Linked DNA regions of Mus musculus: region 1 is linked to region 2. Evidence: chromatin loops called from intact Hi-C (ENCODE). Cell type or tissue: left cerebral cortex. All regions are shown on one strand. Links, peaks and the distances in the headings refer to the core of each region. The heading gives the core; the rest is flanking DNA.

Region 1 (8,323 bases), core at 266-8,265, 170 kb after region 2:
GTGGAGGATGTCTGTAATCTCAGCACTTGGAAGGTTGAAGGAGAAAGATCAGGAGTTCAAGCCATTTCAAAACAAAATAAAACAAAACATTCCATGGCCGGGTGTGGGTGTGGGTACGGGCGTGGGCGCAGGCGCAGGCGTGGGTGCGGGTGGGCTTAGCAGTAAAGCGTTTGTGGCACAAGCCCCAGGACCTCAGTTAGGATCCCTAGCACCATGTAAAAATCCTGTACCAATCCGGGCTTCAGGTTCAGTGAGAGATGCTTTCTCAAAAAATAAGGTGGCAGGCTGATGGCTTATCAGGTGACCTGACCTCTATCCCTGGTGTCCACACGGTGGAAGGAAAGAATCACTCACACAAGTTGTCCTCTGACTGTCACCCATGTCTTGGGGCACACAACCTACTTCACCAATACATAAATAAATAAATCTGATAAGAAAGAAAGGAAGCAAACAGAGTGGAGTGTGATGGAGGAAGACAACTGGTACACACACACACACACAAATGCACACACATACACAGATGCAGACAGACACACACACACAGATGCACACACACACACACACACACACACACACACACACACAAATAACATACAAGACAAGAGAGAGAAAAGAAAACGGGAAGGAGTAGTTCTCAAATGAGGAGACCTCACTCAGGCAAAAGGGCAGCCTCAGGACATTCAGGTCTCATTTAGGGACCTGACAGTCATGCTCATGAAGTCCCCAGATAGCAGTGAGGTGGTTGGGAATAGGAGCCCTGAGGGAAGGTCCAGAGACACAGGAACCTGGGAAAGAGAGGTGGAAAGGCATTTCCTTCAAAAGGTGGAGGTGGTACTTGCAGCCCAGCTGGCTAATGTAGGTCAGTGGCCCTTTAAATCACAAGGGGCGGGGTTCACCCTTCTGGGCTGAGTCCCACAGCTGGTTTCTAAGCCAGGCCCTCCTTCTGCCCTTACTTCACTGGAGCTATTTGAGCAGTGGGACCAAGGAGCCTTTCTCATTGGCCGACTTTGCCCTGACAGTTTTAGGAGGTTGTTCAGCCTGACCCCACCCTTGGAAGCTCTCCAAGGCCTGGAGTAGGATGAGATCAGGCACCTGGAGGCTGAGGTGGGGTGGAAGCAGCTGCATGAGAAACATGGGTGCTTTTAGGGCAGCCCCTTGAGGAAAGTATAGAAAGAGGAATCTGGGTCAGACACGAGGAGGAAGTTTTGGAATTCCCATCAGGGCTGTGTGAGTGAGCACAAATGTGGCTGACCTTAGCACACTCAACCCTCTACTTGGCCTACTCTGCCAGGTGGGCCATCTGTGCCATTGCCTGGCTTCCCACAGTATCCCTTACAGGGAGCCATGACTCCTGCTTTTTAAGGGTGGGGATAGTGAAGTTGAGGGAGATAAAGAACCGAGGCAGAGGGTTGCTGTTGCTGCTGCTAACCTGGGTTCTGAGACTGTGGTGTCAACTGTCGCCCTCTGCTAGCCCCCCTCCCCCGAGAGAGGGGGGGTCCTTTTCCCCTGAGGATAAGATCAAAATTGTGAAAACCCTTTGCGAAGTGGTATGAAACCATACTATGTGGTATCAAAATTGTGAGCTAAATGCTGCCCTAGATGCCTGGCTGGAGTCCTGCATCGGGTCTGGGCTCTATCTCCAATTTTACACACAAAGATGCTATCAAGCCCAGTGGGGCAGTGTGTCCAGGCTTGGATCAAGTTGGTTTCTTTGATTGCTTGTTTTTGTTTTTTTGTTTTTTTGGTTTTTGTTTTTTGTTTTTTTCTTTTTCTTTTAACCTGAGACAGGATTTCTTTGTGTGTATCCCTAGTTGTCCCAGAACTCACTCTGTGGACCAGGCTGCCTCAAACTCACAGAGATCTGTGTGTCTCTGCCTCCTGAGTGCTGGGACTAAAGGCATGCGTCACAACTGCTGGGCTGGGAACAAATTTTGCGTTAGACAGCCCTAGGCCATAGATCAATTTCTATGGCAAACTTCATTTCTGGCTTCCTACTTTATTGTCTGCAGAGTGAGACTAACCACTGCCTCTGTGGTCCCTAGAGAGACGGGAGTGCTCGGCAGGGGTTGCCTTTAGTTGATGTACCGCATGTGCTAGACTCCTGGGCTAGCTAAAGGGAAGATGGCGCAGGGTTAAGAGTGAAAATTCCTCTTACAAAGGATCTGAGTTTGGTTCTCAACGCCTATAGCCAGTGGCTCACAGCTGTAGGCCTGTAACCAGCTCCAGAAGGTCTGACAGGTTCTTCTGCCTTCCGACGACACCTGAGCTCGTATGCACATACACGTGACTTAAAAATACAATAACCAGGGCTTGCAGGATGGCCTAGTGGTTAAGAGTGAGTATTGGTCTCCAGAGGACCCAAGTTCAACTGCAAACATACAAAAGAGGGAGTGAGTTCACAATAGTCTGTGACTCTGGTTCCAGGTGACCTCGTGCCTCTGTCTCTAAGGGTAGCCACATCTGTGTGGCATGCACACACAGGGGGATCTCCGTGAGTTCGAGGCCAGCCTGGGCTACAGAGCAGGTTCCTGCCAGCCGGAGCTACATAGTCACATCCTGTCCCAAATACACAGGCCGACTGTAGTTAAAGAGGATGCAATAACCAATAGCACAAGGAGGTGTGTGGGGTCTGAGCAGCCATGAGGCCAGGAAGAGAGGCAGAGGTGGGGAGGGACGTGCGAGGGGCCACCTGTAGGAGGGGTCCAAGCTGGGCCAGGAAGGTCGAGTTGGTTTGGAGCAACTCAAGCTGGAGAGTGGTTTCAGGAAGCTTTTTAGGGAACTGAAAGTCCATTGCTGTGGCCAGAGGGCCTTGTGGTGGTAAAGGAATTGAGGGTGTAGCTCCCGAGGCCTGAGCACTGAGACTGGGCGCTGACACGGGGTATGGAGAGAGCTACAGCAGAAGTAGATGTTTTGGGGAGGCCTCGCAGCTTGAGATGGACGTGAATGATGGTGGCGGGTGGCACCACCGCTATTCCTGTCCAGACAGGATAGCACCTGAGCAGCATGACTTGTCTGATGGGCACACGTTGGGGTGAACAGTTGACTAACTCCTTTAGGTTCTACACCTCTGAGCCAGAGAGTGGCTGAGAGTGTTGTCCAAGGAGCCAGGCTGTTAGAGTTAAAAGTTAGGCCCCAGGGGCCAAGAGCACTGGCTGCTCTTGCCGAGGACCTGAGTTTGGTTCCCAGCACCCACACTGGGTCACACTGTAGTTTATAACTCCAGTTTCCAAGAGATCTTTGGGCCATCTGACACCCCCTTTCTGACCTCTGCAAATATTGGACACCAGTACACCACATACATACATGCTGGTAAAACACTCATACCATAAAATAAATAAATGTAGATTGTTTTTAAAAATAATTGGGCCCTAGTAACAGGGAATAGGGAACAATGGGGGCCAGACTTAAGCCTTTCCATAACAAAATTCCTTAGTTCCTGCAAAGAGCATTGTAGGCTCTAGATATGAAATCCTAGCAGGTAGGAGGGTGCCCCCTTCTGGCCAGAAGGTAGATGCAGACTCAGGGTAGCCTAGCTCCTGATGGGGTAGCTCTGTCGCTGCTCTTTGAAGGGATGGGGAAGAGTGGAAGGAAAGGGTTCCTGCTGTGTCTTTCCCACTGACTTACCCTAAAAGAATTATCAACTCAATGCCCCGCAGGAGCATTTGGAGGCAGAGAGGAGGATGACCCCAGGCCCTCGGGTGGGAGTGAAGGCATGGCTTTTCATTGAGGAAGTCCTTTATCCTGAAGGAGGTGCTTGTGGGACTGGAGAAGCAGCTGGACCAAAGCTCCTCCCTCTGCTGTGTATTAGAGTCCTTAGTTGTCTGCAGTGACTTTGGGAACTAAAAAACCCCAGCTCTCATTAGACTCTTTCCACAGGAAGGTCCAAACCCTGCCTCCAGCCCTGACGCTAACCCACTCCCAGCCCCAGCCCCACAGCAGCCGCCCGGTAAGTAGTTTGGAAGATGGGGGTGGTGACAGAGCTCAGCTCACGATGTTCAGGGATCCTTCTGGGCGCTTTTGGGGACTTCTGCTAACTGGAGGGACCTGTCCTGGTTTTTGTCTGCAGGTGGGCCCCCTCCTACTGAGGAGTCATCACCCAGCCTGGGGGAAGAGACAGGCCTGGTAAGGAGAGTTAGGTGGGCAGAGTTGGTGTGGTACTTTCTGAGCTGGCCTGGGGTGAGCTCACCTGTCCTCTGCCTCCTTCCTTCCCCTTCTAGCAACGGTTCCAGGACACAAGTCAGTACGTGTGCGCAGAGCTGCAAGCCCTGGAGCAGGAACAGGGACAGATAGATGGGAGGGCCGCTGAGGTGGAGAAGCAGCTGAGGAGCCTCATGGAATCAGGTGGGACCCCTGATTTTGGGGCTCGCTCCTCAACAGCCTCCTCCCTAAATCTGCCCAGCTCTGCAGCAGCTCCTGACCTTGAGAGGAGCTGGGAGGAGATACCACTAGAGTCCCTTTGGTGGTCCCAGGAAGCTGGTTGGTGGGATGTAGCTGAGACTTCTGAGATACCACAGGAAAACAAGCGCTCCCCACCCCCACCCCCAGCTGCTCTGCCCTGTCAGGAGGCATCTCTGGTGACTGGTGACTGTCCTGGCCTGATTCAGGTGCCAACAGGCTGCAGGAGGAGGTGCTGATTCAGGAATGGTTCACCCTGGTCAACAAGAAGAATGCGCTCATCCGGAGGCAGGACCAGCTGCAGCTGCTGTGAGTCTGGCTTTAAGCCTCTTGCTGCTAGGCCTCTGCCCGCCTGCCCGCCTGCCCGCCCAGCTGGCTCAGGGCTGCCCAGACAGCAGTGAAGCTGAGCTTACTTTGGTTAGAGTTACCTGGCCACTTCTTTCTCCTTTTTTCAAAGATCTTTTTGGAGAGATTTTGCATAGTCATTTTATTAGTATTTTGTCTTGTCTAACTGTATAAAAACATACATCTCTTTTTTTTTTTTTTTTTTTTTTTTTTTTTGGTTTTTCGAGACAGGGTTTCTCTGTGTAGCCCTGGCTATCCTGGAACTCACTTTGTAGACCAGGCTGGCCTCGAACTCAGAAATTCGCCTGCCTCTGCCTCCCGAGTGCTGGGATTAAAGGCATGCACCACCATGCCCGGCTCATACACCTCTTTTTTTAAAAGATTATTTATTTATTTAATGTATGAGTACACTGTTGCTGTCTTCAGACACACCAGAAGAGGGAGTCAGATCTCATTACAGATGGTTGTGAGTTACCATGTGGTTCCTGGGAATTGAACTCTGGACCTTTGGAAGAGCAGTCAGTGCTGTTAACCGCTGAGCCATCTCTCCAGCCTACACCCCCGCCCCTTTTAAATAATTTATTAATTTTATTTTGTGTACGTGGTGTGAGGGTGACAGATCCTCTGGAACTGGAGTTACAGACAGTTGTGAGCTGCCGTGTGGGTGCTGGGAATCGAATCCCAGTCCTCTGGAAGAGCAGCCAATGCTCTTAGCCACCAAGTCATTTCTCCATCACCAAGGAGAGTTTGTTTGTTTGTACAAGACAGGACTTCTCTGAGTATGTGCCCCTGGCTGTCCTGGAGCTCTCTGTGTAGACCATGCTGGCCTTGAACTTACAGACATCTGTCTGCCTTTGCCTCCTGAGTGCTGGGAATAAGTCACGCACCATCACTGCCTGGCGAAGCATATACGTCTTATGTTGGTACTCTTTAGTGAGAAATCAGGCCCTCCGCTTTGACTCTAGCTTTACAGTTAGGAAAATGAGCTGAGAGTAATCCGAGCCGGTTCAGAAGTGGGGTGGCAAGCCCCTCTCCCCATCCTTGCTCTTACCGACCTGCATGCCAGAGGCAGCTTTGCTTCCTGTTTGCAGTTTGAATCATTTCCTCAGAACAATGTTAGCATACTTCTTTCTTCTAAATAATCCTAAGAGGGGTGTGGATTGGTAGAAACATACGTATCCAAACTGCAATTGAAGGGTAGCTGGAACAACAGGGAACTCTGAATGGGCATCAGCACAGAGCATTGAGGGTCTCCTAGCCCTCTATGGAAACGGATAGGGAGGAAGTGCTCACAGCCCTGGGCGCTTACATCCCACTTCTAACTTAACATACTTCTCTGACAGCATCGAGGAGCAGGACTTGGAGCGGAGGTTTGAACTGCTGAGCCGAGAGTTGCGGGCCATGCTGGCCATTGAAGGTAGGAAGTGGGTCTGGGCCAGCAAAGGCTGGAGGTAGAACAGGGTCAGGGGAGGAACCCTCCTGACTCAGGCTCCTGGTTTCTTAGAGTGGCAGAAAACAGTTGCGCAGCAGCACCGCGAGCAACTCCTGTTGGAGGAGCTGGTGTCTCTGGTGAACCAGAGGGATGAACTGGTCCGGGACCTGGACCAGAAGGAACGGATGTGAGTGGGGGACCTGGGTGGTTCTTGGTTTTGAAGAAGCCCCAGGGCGCACTCCTGGAGTGCTGTGCCTGGAATCTCAGGGCTTGCAAGTAGGGCCAACTTTGAGACTAACTTGAACCCCTATCTTCAGCGCTCTGGAGGAAGATGAGCGCCTAGAACGAGGCCTGGAGCAGAGACGTCGCAAGGTGAGCCGGCAGCTGAGCAGGCGGGAACGCTGTACCCTGAGCTGAGTCTCCTGTCTGGTTTGTCCCTTTCTCTGGTCGTGGACCGTCTTCGCCACTCCCCCAGCCTGCACAGCAGAGGCCAGGTCCCCATGCTCCTTCAGCGAGCAGAAGCAAGACTGACCAGACTCTCGGGCTGGAGCAGTGAGCCTGCTAGTGTTTATTTATCCGAGTGTATGTGAATGTTTTGGCGGTGGCCAGGATCCCAGGCAAGGGATGGTGTGGGGACTGACACCCACATCCTCCTTCTCTTCTGGAGGGAGCAATAAAGTTGGAGTAGAACAAACCAGCGCCTGCCCTTTCTCAACAGGGCCTCAATGGAAGGAAGAGGGTGGGACTTAGCTAATAACGCTGATGCTGTGTATAGGATTCTAACCCGGAGCCAGTTGAGTTTAGCGGTTCACAGATGTGACCTTCCAAGGATGGAGGCCAGAGGGAAAGCCCATTTTGAAAGAAAATCTGAAAACACAAGTGTGGTGGTGTACACCTATAAAACCTTTCAATCCAGTATTTGGGGTGATGCTGGAGGACGAAGGATCAAGAGTTCCAGGCCAGTCTCAGCTATGTTGGTGGTGCGAGAGAGGCAGATCTCTGTGAGTTCAAGGCTGGTCTCATTTACATTGCTCTCATGTTTGTTTGCTTTTGTTTTTGAGACAGGGTTTCTCTGTACGGCCTTATCTATCCTGCAACTCACTCTGTAGACCAGGCTGTCCTCAAACTCAGTGATGTTGTTCTAAAGAAAAAAACTATTGAAATGGGTCATTAAGATAGCTCAGTAGGGGTGGAGAGATGGCTCAGCAGTTAAGAGCACTGACTGCTCTTCCAGAGGTCCTGAGTTCAATTCTCAGCAGTCACATGGTGGCTCACAACCATCTGTAATGGGATCCGATGCCCTATTCTGGTGTGTCTGAAGACAGCTACAGTGTACTTACATACATAAAATAAATAAATAAATCTTTAAAAAAAAAGATTGCTCAGTAGATAAAAAACATTGTTGAGCAAGCTTGAGGATCTGAGTTCGATCCCTGGGGCCTCCCAAAGGTGGAAGGAATGCACCAACTCCACAAAGTTGTCCTTTGACCTCCAAACACGCTCCATGCCTCCATGCCTGAGTTTACCACCCCCACTAGAATTTTTTGTTTTTTGTTTTTTGTTTTTTTTGTTTGACATACACATACTCACACAGTTGAATATTTTTCCTAGTGCTAGAAGATTTAGCCCAGAGTCGCTTGGTGCATGCTAAGCAGCCCATTTAATTTTTAAAATTAACATTATCCCATGACATATTCATTCCCATAACCCCTTCCTGCTATGTTCTTCAAGCACTCCTTGGTGCCTCCCGCTCAGGTCCCCCAACACGATCGAGCTGACTTCCTGTCGCCTGACTGGGGTCAGCAGGCTGGGGTCTGTTCTGATGTTCTGATACTGAGGCTGGGGTGGTTGGTCCCAAGACTGGGGCGTCAGGCAGCACAGTGCTCAGAGCCAGCTCATCTTGGCCTAGGATGCCATCTTGATCTTCATCGGTTCTAGAGCCACTGGGCCCAAAGAATTTCACCATGGCACGGACCTGAGGCAGCTCTGAGAAGGTCTCTACTGCTAACAACATGGCCAGGAGCCCCAGGAGCAAGTAACCTGGGGAGAAGAGGCAGTAGGGGCAGCTCTTAGGGTGCTCAGAATACCCCCCCCCCCACTTCCCAGTGTGACCATCCACCCTGGCACTACTTGAAACTCTCAACATGGCTC
Region 2 (8,323 bases), core at 139-8,138:
AATGGGGCTGATGTTTCTCCCAGAGCCTGCCAGCAGGGCTGAGCTGAGACATTTAGGAGTGGGCTCCTGACCTGGAGTTCCAGGGCTGAAGCAGGGGCATCTCATGGGTTGGGAACTGTGGAGCCTAAAGGGTTACTTAACCCCAACCAAGGCCACAAGTAAAGTCTGTAGCAACAGAAGCCTTCAGCTCTTGCCCCTTCCTCTCAAGTCCTCATTGAAACACAATTGGCAGCCAGGCATGGTAGCGCACACCTTTAATCCCAGCACTTGGGGGGGCAGAGGCAGGCAGATTTCTGAGTTCCAGGCCAGCCTGGTCTGCAGAGTGAGTTCCAGGACAGCCAGGGCTACACAGAGAAACCCTGTCTCGAAAAACCAAAAAGAGAAAAAGAAAAAAAAGAAACACAGTTGGCTCCAAACCCCTGTTGGCAGATGTCCTAGCACAGCCTGGATTTAGCAGGTTCCTGAACCCGGGCACCACTTGAGGCCCTAACAGTTCCTCGCTATGCTTTTCAGAGAAATGAGGGAAGGAAACTGAGAAGTGGAGCCTGGCTGGCCCTAAGTCAGGCCGCTTTACGGAGAGTCTTCCTGTTTTTGAAGGGTGCAGGCCTCTGAGTTTAGAAATGTGTATCTAATAAGGAACATGAAGCTTGGTTGGGTAGTATATAACTCTAATCCCAGAATCTGAGGAAAAGGCAAGAGGATTTTGTCGTAAGTTTTAGGTTAGCCTGATCTACATAGTAAACTACAGACCAACCAGGGCTACTTACAAGATCCTGTTTTGAAAACACTAAAGGGGGCTGGAGAGATGGCTCAGAACTTAAGAGCACTGACTGCTCTTCCAGAGGTCCTGAGTTCAGATCCCAGCAACCACATAGTGGCTCACAACCATCTGTAATGAGATCTGATGCCCTTTTCTGGGGTGTCTGAAGACAGCTACAGTGTACTTACATATAATAAATAAATAAATCTTAAAAAAAAAAGATAACACTAAAGGAAAGGGGGTTGGAGGGAGGGCAGTGTTAGGCACACGGGCTGCTCTTGCAGAGGACTGGAGTTCAATTCCCAGCACCCACATGGCAGCTCAAAACCATCTGTAGTAACTTTTGTTCCAGGAGATCCAACACCTTCAGGCCTCTGTAGGCAGTGCACGCACTTGTTGTACATGTGTGTATATATGTAGGCAAAGCACTCATACACATACAATAAAAAACGTAAGTAAATAATTTTTGAAAACTAGAAGGAGGTGGGAGAGGAAGAGGGAAGGGAAGACAAGGCAGCGCTCGCTCTCCGCAGCCTCCGTAATCATTAACCACTGACGTGCACATCCTGACTTTGTCCTCTGAGCTTGCTCTCTGCCCCATGAAGTATCAGTGGCATCAGGGCAGGTACCCATTAAAGGGTCACCCAGGAACCCATCTGGGGTGAGGGCTGAGCTGGCACCTGCCCCTTTGTTTGGTTCTTCTCAGACACTCCCTTTAGCTCAGGTCCCATCTGGGGCCTAGAAACTCTTCTAGTCTTCACCACACCCCATAAAAACCTGGTTACTTCAGTGCTGAGAACAAAGACCAAAATAAATGATGGGAGCGACTCATGCACTGATTGGCCAAATCGCAGCATCTGTGACCTCTGGCCTCAGGCAAGGCTCAGAGATTGCGGTTACCCTGTACTGCAGGCAAAGGCCTGGTTGAGCAGGTGGCATGATCTCTAGGACCCCTTTAGGATCACTTCAGGACAAAACTCAATTCTACTGAGTATGACAGCTCCTCAGGGTCAAAGGTCACCATGCTGTATAGTCTCCCCACAACTTTGGGGCTGGTAGAGCCTCTGAAGGTAGACAACCCTGACAGCAGGCATTGACTGCTTCTGCCTGGCATCTTCTTCACACTGACCCCCAACTCTCTGCTTTTTGCCCTACCTCCCAACTTCTGGTCTCCATGACCTTTCACCTCCAGCCTGACCAGGCACACCATGGCTAGGTCAATGGGAGCAACGTCTACAAGCACCCCTTAGGAAGACCTTCTTATGCACGGCTGGGAGTCCCTGGGGGTGGGGGACTCAGATCCATCACTGTGCCACCTGCATGTGTGCCCATGAACGACGCTCTCACCTGCAGGAGGCCCCCAGTACAACCTGCTATAAAGATGTTTGTGTAGCTGGGTGGCTGGGCCCGTCGCTCCTGATGGGAGGTGGCTGTTAGCGCCAGGAGCGTGTTGCTGTACACTCCGAACAGGACGGAGTTGACCAGGGCTACACTGGCGATGGGGAAACTCATTCCCTTGAAGAAACCCAGGACCTGCAGAGCAACATGGTAGCACCGTTACTCATGGTGGGCTTCCGTGTCCCACATCCAGCTCTGGCCAGGCCTCTGAGCTGTAGAGCACTTCCTCCCAAGCACTGTGTCAGGCAGACAGCATGTGAAGGAGGCTGTGAGAACCCCGTCACCACTTTTGAGGCACTAGAGGACTCTCGGATACCCTCAAGGGTGAAGACTTAGAAGCTGTTAGCAAGCAGCAAGCAAAGGAAACAGACCCCACCTGCCCCGATGATTCTTTACCGCCAACAAGTGGGCTACCTACTGACTCATGGCGGTAAGTCTTGACTACGCAGTCCACAATGCCCTGGTACGTGCTTTGGGTCTGTAACCGCACCTGGATAGAAAGTACTGGTTATGTGAGGCAGATGGGCAAGCCAGGGCTGCTCCTACAATGGCAGCCAGGTCACCCATGCAGCAGACGCTGGCAGGCAGGCACACCAGTGAGCCAGCCCAGCCAGCCAGGCCCAGTCTCTCACCCAGGTTCCAGCCAGACCATCTATTCCTCTGGTGCCTTTGCTACACTCACCTTTACAGTGTCGAATGGGTGCCCCAGGACCAGGCCCACAGCTCCTGCGGTGGCAAGAAGGTGGTATGAGTGAGGCCTGTGTGCCAAGTCTAGGAAGCAAGTCTATGCTAGAGGAAAGAAGGATGCAGGCTGGAGCAGGAAGGCTGCGTGTACTCAGACACCCACCACCTACATTCTTGGGGCTCCACAGACATTCCTGCTGCCCTACTCTGCTCCCCTACCATACCTGGTACTGGGTCACAAAGACGCTGGGACAAAGGAGGGAGACCCATGGCCTCACTTGAGGCCACACACACAATAGGAAAGAACCAGGTGTTACACTATCCCCAGCTCTGACCGTGGAAGATGAGGCTCCAGACTGGTCGTTCTTAACCTGTGGCTGGTGACCCCATTGGGGGTTACAGATCAGATATTCTGTGTATCAGATATTTATGTTATGAATCATAACAGTAACAAAATTAGTTATAAAGTAACAGTAAAATAATTTTATGGTTGGAGCTCACCATAACATGAGGAACTGTATTAAAGGGTCACAGCATTAAGAAGGGTGAGAACCACTGCTCTAGAAGGAGTAGCTACTGTTTCTAACTGTGTCAGCAGTACTTCAGCCTTCCTTGCAGAGTTCTGTGGCCTTGAATGAGAACAGGCCCTGCTGGCCACCTCCTCCTGCCTTCTGCCTTGTCACAATTATCAGTACAGAGTGGGGAGCCCTTCTTAGCGTCCTGCTGGACCCAGGGGAGAAAGCCACACACTGGCTAGTCTTAGTCTCTGCAGAAGATGCTGTTTCTGGGGCTTGGGGTGGCCCTCACCAGGGGTGCGTTCACAGTGTCCTTTCTCAAGGCTCAGGAGTGCACCCATTGACAGGTAGGGCAGATTTCCAAAGGTAAAATAAGGACAGGACAGCCGGAGAGATCAAAGGTAAATGTGTTCTGGTCCCCTCACACTGGTCTGGGAGAAGGGCTTGGGTGAGGTTGTACCTTGGCTGTCAGATCCCCACCGCCCCCCGACAGTATGGCCTTCGGATAGAGAAGCAGTTCCTGCTTGCTTCTTTCCTCTCGGCCTCCTTGGCCATTCCCAGAAGGCTCTGGGGACAGCTGGGTGCGGGTGCTCCAGAGGGAACAACTTCTCTCAACAACCCATCCTCCCAGGGAAGCCACCCACCCTTAGGGATGATAGGACAAAAAGAAGAAAAATGTCTCACCAGAGATCCAGCCAGCCACAAACTCTTCCACGGGCATTTTCTGGGCTCCTGTGGGAACTGGTACTCCGAGCAGGCCCGCTGGAGACTGTTGCAAGTGAGATTCCCCACCCCCTTTCCAAACCCGATAACCTCCCACTAATGTTTAACCCTGGCTGGAGTGTGCGTGGTGGCCCAGTGCCCAGACCTCAGGCAACCATTAGCGAGAGTGAGCCAACGTCTGTGACCCTGAGACTGGAAGAGGCCTGAGAAGTAATGGAATCTCTAGAGGCAGGTTGACAGCCACAGAGATCCAGGGTTCTGTGCCTAGACAGTGACAGCCATGCTGGCTCACAGAGGATGCCAACTGAGTCCTAGTTTGGCGAGCCTCTCGAAGGCTGCCTTAGTGAGCAAGGACCTGGGCCCTGCTTGACCAGCCAGTTCATAGCAAATTCCCATTCATTCCCACCTACCCTGACAAGCTGTGGGGCTATGTGAAGTCAGAACGTGGCCACGAGGTGGCAGTCCCAGGCTACAGTGGCCTGCAGCAGCCACCTATGCCTAGTCAGAATAAGAATAACCCAAAAAGAGGGAGGCCCCGGCCCCCAGAAGTGACTCACCAGGCCCTGAAGCCTGTTTGTCTGCTCTCTCCAGAGTTGTTTACAGCCATGAATCAGAACCGCAGCCTCCTTTTGCCCAGGGGAAGAAACAATGGGCTTTTGACTGTGCAGTGGCCCACTGCTGCGCTACATCAAAACCAAAATTCCGCTCTCCTGCCTCTCTGCCTCACGATGATGGGGCAAGATGGTCCTCAGCAGATACCAGGGCTTAGATTTAGATTTCCCTGTTTCTAAACTGCAACAGTTGCAGTTCCTTTCTTTAAAAACTAAGAAGGAAGAGGCCGAGTCGGAAGAGGCTCATGTACCGCCCTTCTCCTCTGACCTCATGTTCTGCTTCCTGCTCCACTGAAAAGGGCTCTCAGCCGTGAGGCCCTAATGCCGGCATTGCTTCCTCTTCTTGGACCTACTCTCTCGGACCTCCTTCAAGCTAGGGCTGAAAACTCCCCTTTTTAGTGAGACCACTCCACAAGTCATCTCAGGGACAATTGTAATGACCCCTGGCCCCCGGTGCCCCTGCCTCTGCACAGCCACCTACATGCATAAGGACCTTTATATGTAATATATATGTAATAGGACGTGGTGAAGATTCGTGAAAACCAAGGATGAGGGCGAGAGCTGCTACTGTTCCATGCGACTTGACTGGGCCTCTTTCTGAGATGGAGAAACTTTCCTGGGGACCCGAGAGGGTCTGGGCAGTGGATGGTGTCGCAGTGCTGTCTTCCCAGGCCTGTTCTGAAGGCTCTTGGTCTTGGACAGAAGTCGGTCTCTGGACAAGTCCCTTGCCCTTGCTCTTGTCGCTGATCTATTATGAGCAGCTAACTGGTTGTCTATGCAGTCAAGGACCTGTGACTGCTTGATCCGTTTACATGTTTAAAGGATTAGAGAACGTGGCACAGGGTAGACAGAACACATGCTAATGAATGACGAATGGATGAATGAATAGAAAGGTCAGGAGCAGCATCAGTGGCCAGAAGAATGAAAAGTCCAACGTTGGAATGGGCAAAGACCATGTGGTACACATACACAACGCAGTTTTAGGGTGTAAAGGACACTAACATGGTGTCACTTGCAAGCAACTGGGCAGAAGTAGAAGATTATTATGGGAAACAAAGTAAGCTGACCTCAGAAAGACCACCAGCATCACACTTTCTCATGGGTAGACTCTAAAATTACACACACACACACACACACACACACACACACACATGCACACACACACACATACACACACTTTCAATCTTGTAAGATTTGTGTGGCTGAGTGTTTTCCCTACCTGTTTCTTTCAGGTGTAGCTCAGGAGTAGAGTGCTCAGTTTACATGTACAAGGCCTGGGTTGAACACACACAGACACACACAGAGACGGAGAGAGAGAGAGAGAGAGAGAGAGAGAGAGAGAGAGATTTTTTTTAAGTATCCAACACATAAATGGTAGCTACTAATCCTCTTGGTTCCATTTACAGAGCCCATAAGATGGCAAGTGACAGAGAGAAAAGGGCTTGGCCCATGTGCAGCACATGGTGGATAAGAAGGAACTGAAGATTCCTCCTCTCCGCCTATAGTGGTTTATGTCTTCTATAGCAATGCTGAGGCCTTCTGTAATATTTGTTCTTTTGTTGTTTTGTTTTTGTCTTGGTAGTTTTTGTTTGTTTGTTTGTTTGTTTGTTTGTTTTAGAGATAGAGCCTCACATATCCGAGGCTAACTTTGGACTAGCTGTGTGACCAAGTTTGGCCTTGACTCGTGCTGATCCTCCTGTCTCCAGCATCCAAGTGGTAGGATTATTTGCTTCCATGGTTGGCCTGCCTACTACAGTTTTGCTTGTCCCCACCCTCCTGCCCCCCATACAGGGTCTCACTGTATAGCTCTGTGTGCTCTGGAAATCAGAGATCTGCCTGTCTCTGCCTCTCTCTGCTAGGATTAAAGGCTTGTGTGCCATTAAGTTTGTCCCTAAATGAACTAAATTGAAAACTCTACAAAACAAAAACAAATACTGAAGGCAGGAGCTTTCATCTGCTTTCCAGCAAAGAAACCAAGTGGCAAGGAGAACTCACGTCCCTGCACCAGATCCCAAGTGACTGCTGGCACCAGGAACAATTTCTGGCTCAAGTGGCATGTATATGGACTTGTTTTTCTCCATACATTCCAGGCCTTAGGCACACACGTGATGGTTTGTCAGAACAATTTGGTGATAAGATTTTGGGAAGCACAATGCCTGGCACTTCGGGATCTTGGAGGCTATGTCTCTAAGACAGCCAGGCTTATGTGACTGCACCCTGGAAGCACAGCAAGTCCCATGTTTCCAACCTACATTCGTAATGAGAGTGAAAGGGATTGTTGGGAGTCATTCAGTCCAATCTCATGCTACAGGTGAAAAACAGATCTAGCTGGGAAGGGACTTGTCCAGGGCCCCGATTCCTACCCAAGGCCAAGAGCCAGTACCCCTTCAGGCCTTCAGAACAGGCCTGAGAGGACTGCGGCACCATCCACCCACAAGGTGGGTCATTTTAGAGAGGGGCCCAGTCAAGTCACACGGAGCGGTAGCTGCACAGCTCTTGCCCTCATCCTTGGTTCTAATGAATCTTCCCCACATCCTATTACAGACCAAGGGTCTTATGCATGAAGCAACACTACTCATGTAGTTGGCTGTGCGGGGAGTGAGGGCGACGGGAGAGGGACAATACAGGACTCGGGGGCGTGGCTAGACCGGGTCTTTGAGACTTGCGTGATCTAAGTAAGCTGGGAACCAGGGTGGGTAGGAAGGACCAAAGATCGAAATGCGGGAGTACGCGTGCGCCGAGGCTTCTGGCTCCGATTGGCTCCTTCAGTCGGAGAGGCGGGGCCTCGGGTTTGTGCTTCCTCCCGCGGCAGCTTCTGCGGCGTAACGCCTGCGAATCGACCCTGGGCAGGACCGGAGACCCCGCCGGCCGGTGTGGTGGTGGGTCCAGAACTGGAGGCCTGAGTCGGGTGGCATTCTGGAGTGAGGCAGTGGGCTCTGCGACCCTGCAAGGTGAGAGCGTAGCCACACCCTGCCCGTGTCCCCGCCCTGGACAGGGGCGCGTCCCGACTTGTTTGGCCATTTCTTGAGAAACTTGAGACCCCTGCACCTGACGGTCACTTCCCTGACTCAGCCCACCCGATCTGCACTCGGCTGAGGGTCACTCTCTACTTTCACCCTACACATTTGATCCCTGAACATAGGTTAAGAATTGTAGACCGAGACCCCTTTGCTTCTTGGTTGAGAGCTTGAGGAGACCATCTCCTTAAGACCCCCCCCCCATTAATTGTCTAGAGTTCTTTTTGCAGATGGAGGGGGCAGAAGGCAACGCGGGGCAGCCCGGCCCTGCGGAGCGGTCCCACCGAAGTAGCGTCTCTTCAGTGGGTGCCCGAGGTAGGTCTCTACTTTCTTCTTTCATCTCTTTTGAACTCTTTGGTTCCAGCCTGGGGACGTGACTCCAGTTTGTCTTTTTCAGTAAGTTAATCATGTAGTAAATAATAAGATTTGTTTAGATGTGGCGGACTCAGAAATCAAAGGACTTAGCTGAGATCTGTCTCTAGCTTAGTGACTGAGCCACACTCCTGAACTTTCTCTTGTTTTCAAATGAAGACACATGATTGGAAAAGGGCACCACTTCCTTTGTCCCATTTCTTTTTTTGCAGACAGCTCTTTGAAAGCAGGGATTCTCCACCT

Evidence for each region. Hi-C counts contacts between places; a loop is a spot of excess contacts. Peaks named below come from ENCODE experiments on the same cell type or tissue, not always from the same donor. Only the 100,000 strongest peaks of a DNase experiment are listed, where the experiment ranks them.
Region 1: it touches region 2 in a loop (2.3-fold over the local background); 7 of 42 quality-filtered maps call a loop at or near these places.

The regions. Positions count from the first base shown.
Region 1 is chr19:5,706,592-5,714,914 of GRCm38, reverse strand. Kcnk7 (potassium channel, subfamily K, member 7) reads right to left here. Exons shown (of 3, transcript NM_010609.3): 3 at 7,814-8,212. The coding sequence ends at 7,899. It overlaps Ehbp1l1 (EH domain binding protein 1-like 1), which reads left to right. Exons shown (of 19, transcript NM_053252.3): 13 at 3,877-3,946; 14 at 4,067-4,122; 15 at 4,218-4,341; 16 at 4,605-4,704; 17 at 6,084-6,157; 18 at 6,245-6,359; 19 at 6,490-7,546. The coding sequence ends at 6,589. Among named protein-coding and RNA genes, the nearest start is that of Kcnk7, 6.3 kb to the right of the region's middle. In left cerebral cortex, for the core only: CTCF peaks have their summits at 3,488 (motif pointing left) and 5,147 (motif pointing right); DNase peaks (open chromatin) are centred at 963, 2,807 and 3,489; H3K4me3 peaks cover 217 bases; H3K27ac peaks cover 726 bases.
Region 2 is chr19:5,874,410-5,882,732 of GRCm38, reverse strand. It overlaps Frmd8 (FERM domain containing 8), which reads left to right and starts at 7,525. Exons shown (of 11, transcript NM_026169.4): 1 at 7,525-7,642; 2 at 7,939-8,023. The coding sequence starts at 7,939. Slc25a45 (solute carrier family 25, member 45) reads right to left here and starts at 4,911. Exons shown (of 6, transcript NM_134154.4): 1 at 4,042-4,911; 2 at 2,841-2,884; 3 at 2,577-2,648; 4 at 2,108-2,293. The coding sequence starts at 4,078. In left cerebral cortex, for the core only: a CTCF peak has its summit at 4,530 (motif pointing right); DNase peaks (open chromatin) are centred at 4,064, 4,574, 4,939, 7,421 and 1 more place; H3K4me3 peaks cover 1,943 bases; H3K27ac peaks cover 3,134 bases.